Regions from separate parts of the Homo sapiens genome. Here region 1 is linked to region 2. Evidence: chromatin contacts called from ENCODE Hi-C or POLR2A ChIA-PET data. All regions are on one chromosome and are shown on one strand. Each heading gives the region's core, a stretch centred on a gene start or an enhancer-like site at or near the end of the contact. The rest is flanking DNA. Distances are from core to core; before and after follow the strand shown. Region 1 overlaps FRMD5 (FERM domain containing 5). Region 2 holds the start of ELL3 (elongation factor for RNA polymerase II 3).

What was found. Hi-C counts contacts between places; a loop is a spot of excess contacts on that map. ChIA-PET counts read pairs that join two places held with the same protein, here RNA polymerase II (POLR2A). Pooled maps may share reads with other maps.
Region 1: a loop to region 2 is called in a pooled map, with 2.3 times the contacts of the local background. The contact joins the enhancer-like site here to the promoter of ELL3 in region 2. A Hi-C loop is called at or near these places in 1 of 168 maps with a recorded cell type or tissue (G401) and 1 of 50 pooled maps. POLR2A ChIA-PET finds 5 or more read pairs at or near these places in 2 of 52 experiments (activated T-cell and activated naive CD4-positive, alpha-beta T cell).

What each region holds. Positions count from the first base shown.
Region 1 is chr15:43,871,235-43,874,031 of GRCh38, forward strand. It overlaps FRMD5 (FERM domain containing 5), which reads right to left. Exons shown (of 14, transcript NM_032892.5): 14 at 1-2,797. The coding sequence ends at 2,651. Among named protein-coding and RNA genes, the nearest start is that of WDR76, 46 kb to the left of the region's middle. Within about 2 kb of position 1,342, at least 2 of the 41 ENCODE cell types and tissues checked have a DNase peak (open chromatin) inside an H3K27ac peak, as active enhancers do.
Region 2 is chr15:43,775,528-43,778,372 of GRCh38, forward strand. It overlaps ELL3 (elongation factor for RNA polymerase II 3), which reads right to left and starts at 1,439. Exons shown (of 11, transcript NM_025165.3): 1 at 1,243-1,439; 2 at 982-1,017; 3 at 512-624; 4 at 195-396; 5 at 1-83. The coding sequence starts at 1,374. It also overlaps a transcript of SERF2 not described here. RefSeq lists enhancers at 880-1,408, 902-951, 1,562-1,771 and a silencer at 1,392-1,501.

The sequences.
Region 1 (2,797 bases), core at 92-2,591, 96 kb after region 2:
TTCTGGGATGAGCCCTGGAAAAAAACAACCCTAAAGTTTCTGTTTACAGAGCAAAATTTAGCTGTTAGAAATGGCATAGACTACTGTACTGTTAGAACTCTAGACACAAGGAACATACTAGGATATGGAATACTGCATCTGTCTCTAATGTGAATATGAAAGGTCAGAGTTGAGGCTATCACTCACTGCATAGAAACACCAGATTCTACAAACTGAGGTAGGAGCACTACACTAAAAGGTAATCTTCTATGTTGCATAAGACAGTAGATACCAGGTGGACACCAGCCCCCTGTCTCCTGACAGCCTTTTCATCTCTGGGTCTACTTTTCACGTTAGTCCTGTGCTAAATAAAGCCTTTGCTATGTAGATGACAAGTGGCAGTGGCTAGTTGATTTTAACTGACCCCTAATCTCTACTAGGATCTCCTTCGGTTTGTATTGTCACTCGATAAATAGATGTTTATAATTCTGCCTAAATTGTTGCTGGTATGAAAATGGTCAGAGAAGCCCTCTTCCCTTCTTAGATTCCAGCTGTGTTTTAGCATTCCAGTATTTGATCTTGCCCATTTGGCATCAGACATCTCTTTGCTGGTTAGTTGTTCAAGCACCCTTTAAACAAGCAACCCTAGTGCCTCCACTGGGAAGAGGTCCCAGATCTTTGATACATGTCAGGCATGGAAACAGAGCTGACTGACCCTCTTCTGCTAACATACTGGTAAGGATCAGTTTTATTGTCTAGAGCAGGATTGGCGTATTATGGCCTGTAGGCTAAATTCAGCTCACTGTTTTCATAAAGTTTTATTGGAACACAGCCATGTTCCTTCATTTACAAATTATCTGTGGCTGTTTTTGTGCTGTGATGGCAGAATTGAGCAGTTGTGACACAGTATGGCGTGCTAAACCAAAATATTTACTGTGTAGCACTTGACATAAGTTGATTGACCTCTGGTCCAGATGAAAGGATGTCTTTAAAATTATGCAAATCTCTCCCTAAGAACCCCAATTATTCCACAGTTGTCATATTGTAAACATGGACATGGTTCTACCATCTCGGGGGACAAAATAGGGGAGGTCAAGTCTACAAGTGACTTGTTCTGTTCTGCGTTTGGGGCTGTCCAATTAGGGTATCAGCAGCTGCTCTACTTTTGTGTGGGTCCAGGAATATGTCCATTGACCACCCTTAAATAAGCCCTCAAGCCCCAGATGACTTAGAAATCTCTCCCTGAGATGAAAACAGGATCTTGTGTGTGATTGGTTTTAGAGTTGAAGAGCTTGGGCCTAGGATCCCACACTCGCCCTTCATATGCCTGTGCTGCGTGCTTCGAGGACTTCCCTCTGCAAGGATGGTGATGCTTTCCTAGAACTTATGCAGAGGATGACCCTAGGGGGCAGCATTTCTACATCTAAGTGTTGGTCTCTGCCACGGTCACATTCTGTGTTTTGTAGGCATCTCTTAGAAATCTATTTTAAAAGATTCTTTTCCTGGTCCCTTCTAAGGCTGTTGATCTTGGAATTCTATTTTCTGAAGCTTTTCATTCTCAGGATCAGTTTCTTTCTTGCATCGTTTAGTTCATCAGGCTCTATTTTCTTAATCCATAAAGTAAAAACAAAATATGAATTGTTAAGAAAATAACATTTCGTTGTTAAAATATAAATTGAAATAGTCTTTGGGTCAAGGGGGTGTATATAAAATAAGCACTGCTATCCAAATCTCAACAGTCTCTCAGGTAACTTAACTCTGCTTTCTCTTAACTACACTTTGTCCAACATTTCTGACAGAACTATCTATCTCTGGTACCACTGAATTCGTTTAACGCCCCTGGAGCACTATAAAAGTCTTGAGGTTCTTCGGAAAAAAAAAATCACGTTAAGTCTAGTTTCATTATACAAAACTATGGTGATGCCCACTAGGCTCTAGACTAAGGGGACAGACTTACCCCACCCCTGATGCTGCTGTTGCTGTAGCGGTGGTCCCTTCAGATGCCCACTCTGCTCAGATTTGAAAAAACAAAAGGAAAAGAAAATCCAACTCAGACCATCATAAGAAGCAACTTTCCATTTAATCATTCTACATGGATGTTTACTTTTTTAAAAGTTCTGGCTGGCAAAAAAAACAAACAAAAAACTAAACAGTCCCCATTGTCCAGATCCCTGGCCTGCCCTGCTGAGGCTGCAGTGATGAGTCTACTGGAACCCAGTGGCACCAGCAGGAAAAGCTCCTGCAGAATACAGAGGACAGCAGCTCTCTAGTTTTCAACTAGTGTCCCCTCTGCTAGGTGATACTACTGCAATAATCAGTAATAGTAAAATAAATTATTTTTATTTGATACTTCAAAATAATATACATCTATGAAAAATCAAAATTCAAAACCAAAAATTATCCTGCAAATTGGAAAGATGAGAAACAGAGTCGCTGAGCCTTTCTTGAAATAACTTCTGAAGAAAATGAGTTTTCCCAGTTTGTTTAGACAGGGCATGAGCCTATCCCTTTCTTCTTCTGGGAAACACCCTCCTAGGCTGCAGTGGACTTTGAGTCATGAGAGGAGGACTTGGTATATGTGCCGATGGTTCCGCGATGGGTCCCATTGCTGGGAATGGGTAGCCGGGTTCCTTGGTCCACCTGGCTAGTTTTTGGGAGGAGTCATGCCTTCTCAGGTGTCAATGAGCAGGCTCACCACTGAGCGGATTTTGCAGGCAAACCATCGCCTGAGGGGACAAAAGTATTGATAGTGGAATTGTTCAAACTCGGGGGTCTGGCGGATATCACGGAAAAAGGCAATGTCAAGGTCAGACTCGGT
Region 2 (2,845 bases), core at 189-2,688:
ACTTCCCACTGTGCCATGTGCTCCCTTGAGGATCCTGGGAGTGACTGTCCTTGGTTGCTTGCCAGTGGATCTGACACTGACACCTGGTGGGGAAAGTGGCAGGAGCACTTGGTTCCCTGGAGTACTGGGATACCTTGGACTTCAGGCTTTGCCCCACCTTATCACAACTCCCTGCAATTTCTGGCCTCACCCACCTCCTCTAGTGCCATCTGTGGCTGTGATACTGCATCTCCTTCAGAATAGCCTCCTGTGTTCTGCCAACTCTCAGGATGTCTGGCATCTTCAGTCAGGTTGTGTCCCTGAACTGATGATGGGGCTGGGATAGAATCCATGGCTGCCCAAATAATGAGGCGCTCCCTGAGTGAGCCCAGGCAGTGGAGGCTGTTAGGCCCAGACCTGGAAAAGGATGGTGGAAAAAAATAGGAGGGTGGAGACCTCTTAAGCACCTCTCCACATTTCCCTCCCCCACTTTCCACAAACCCTTTCTTGCCGGCTACCTGTTCCCCCTCACCTGAGGAAGCGTTGGCACACAAGGTCCAAGCTACCACCAGCGCCCTCCTGACAACACTGGGACACTATGAAGGAGAAGAGGCAGGACCAACCAGGGCCTGGGAGTCTCAGATACTGGGGGTGGAAGGAGACGGTAAGCCCCATGAAGTCAGCCCCTCCCCCTCCTGCCGCCGCCACTCGTCCGGGAGCCAGTCCGTAAGTAAGACTAAGACGGGTCCCACAGGGCTTGTTAGCACACCAGGTGCAGCTGGGCCTGAGTTCCCCAGGAGGCCGAAACAGCACAGTCCCCTCAAACCACAGCCCCCTGGGACAACCCCAGCAGCCTCCTCGCCCCACTTGGAGTTCAGTTATCGGAACTACCTCAGACCGTGACTACTCGCAGCCTCCGGCCCCGACCGCACCTTCCACCTCCAGCCCACGTTTATGCTCCCTCGCCCTCACCTCGCTCACACACCCTGAGCTCGCACTTACCCCTCGGTGGCCTTGGAAAGCAATCACCGGCCGTACCTGCGGGGAGAGCGAAGATGTGACCGTTGAGCGCAGGTGAAGCAGTGTCCCCAGGATCCGGCGTCCGGAGCCCGGGATCACCTGCCTAGCGGGCTTCACTTGGAGAGGTGGGGAGGCCAGAGCTTGCGGAAGCCGCTCCCTCTCCCCTGCACCTTCTCCAGGGTCGCCGGCTGAGGCCCAAGGTCCCTAGGGGCAGTGACTAGAGAAGAAGGGGGCCGGCCGTACCTGTTGCCGCTGACACTCTTGCAGCGCCCGCAGGGCAGCGTCGTTGAGCCTGAGCAGTAAGAGGCTAGTCCGGGCAGCTTGCGTGAAGCAGAGCCGGAGCTGTCCTCTCAGAGGCTCCTGGAGCTCCTCCATGGCGACGAGTTCGAGTGCAAGCAGCACGGGGGCCACAGGCGAGGGCCACCACCGCCACCTCCTCTGTTCAGGGTTTGGTTGGCACACCCGGTAACCCACGTCTGCCCCACCCTCCGCCAGGAACCCGCCCCCGGCCCCACCTCCCGCCAGCGCCACCCCAAGCTTTCCCAGCCGCGTGGGCGGCGCTTCGCTCTCCCCGGCCAACCGCCCGGACCTCGGCGCTTTCTTCTAGGATCCGCATGAATCGCTTTGGGCTATCGGAAGAGCTATCCCCAGTTCTCGGGAGAAAGAGTCCGCGACCAGCGTCTGACCTCTCACTCAGAGTCCCCAGTCCTGCCTTAGTTTCCCCAGCGACCCTGAATTTGGAGTTGCTGTCTCTAAGTGAAAGCTGAACCTGCAACCCCTTGAGGGTTTCAGCCGCAGAGGGGCGGGAGAAAGGGCCTGGTTGGTAGGCGGGCTCAGCGGTTCGCGCCCAGTTAGCCCCGAGCTTCGGAGACCCGAGAGACCAGAGGATGGCTGACACGAAGGGGCACCCGAGACAGCGCCTGGGCTTTTTCCCGCCCGCGGTTCCACCGCTCTGAAACCGATTTCTAACAGAGAGGTAATTGGGGCCCTGCGGTTGTGGTGGCAGCAGTGAAAGTTGGCTGTCACCGACTGGAGCGCCCCCAGTTGGTGGGCAGGGATACGGGCGCGGGTAGTGGCAGGAAAGTTGCAGGGCAGAGAGCCAGAACCCAGTCCTAGGTCTCACCTCGTGGCCTAAACACGCGTCAGAGTGGTGAGACCGCTCCCTGAGGAGGGCCAGGAGCTGCCATGAAGTCGCCAGGCATTCCAGAGGGCCAGATCCTGGTGCACTGAGACCCCAGCACCAACCTCTGGCCAGCCCTTGGTGTCTCCACTTGTTCCTGTTTGATTATGTTTCCCAAGAGCCCCGATGTTGTCCTGTTTCCTAAACAGGATCCCTCTGTTAAATCCCTGGACCTGCACAATCCCCGGGAACCTTAACGTCCTCTACTACAAATAAAATTACCTATACATTTGTCAAAACTCATAAAAAAAAAATACATTTTTTTTTTTTTTTTTGAGACGAAGTCTTGCTCTGTCGCCCAGGCTGGAGTGCAGTGGCACGATCTCCGCTCACTGCAAGCCCCGCCTCCTGGGTTCACGCCATTCTCCTGCCTCAGCCTCCCGAGTAACTGGGACTACGGGCACCCACCACCACGCCTGGCTAATGTTTTGTATTTTTAGTAGAGATGGGGTTTCACCGTGTTAGCCAGGATGGTTTTGATCTCCTGACCTCGTGATCCACCCGCCTCGGCTTCCCAAAGTGCTGGGATTACAGGGATGAGCCACCGCGCCCGGCTAATACACATAAAATTTGTATGTAAATTATACTTCAATAAAGTTGATCTTTAAAATCTGTGCTATTTCTGTTTCTCTGCGGCAATATCCTAATCTGATAAACAGTTGTGGT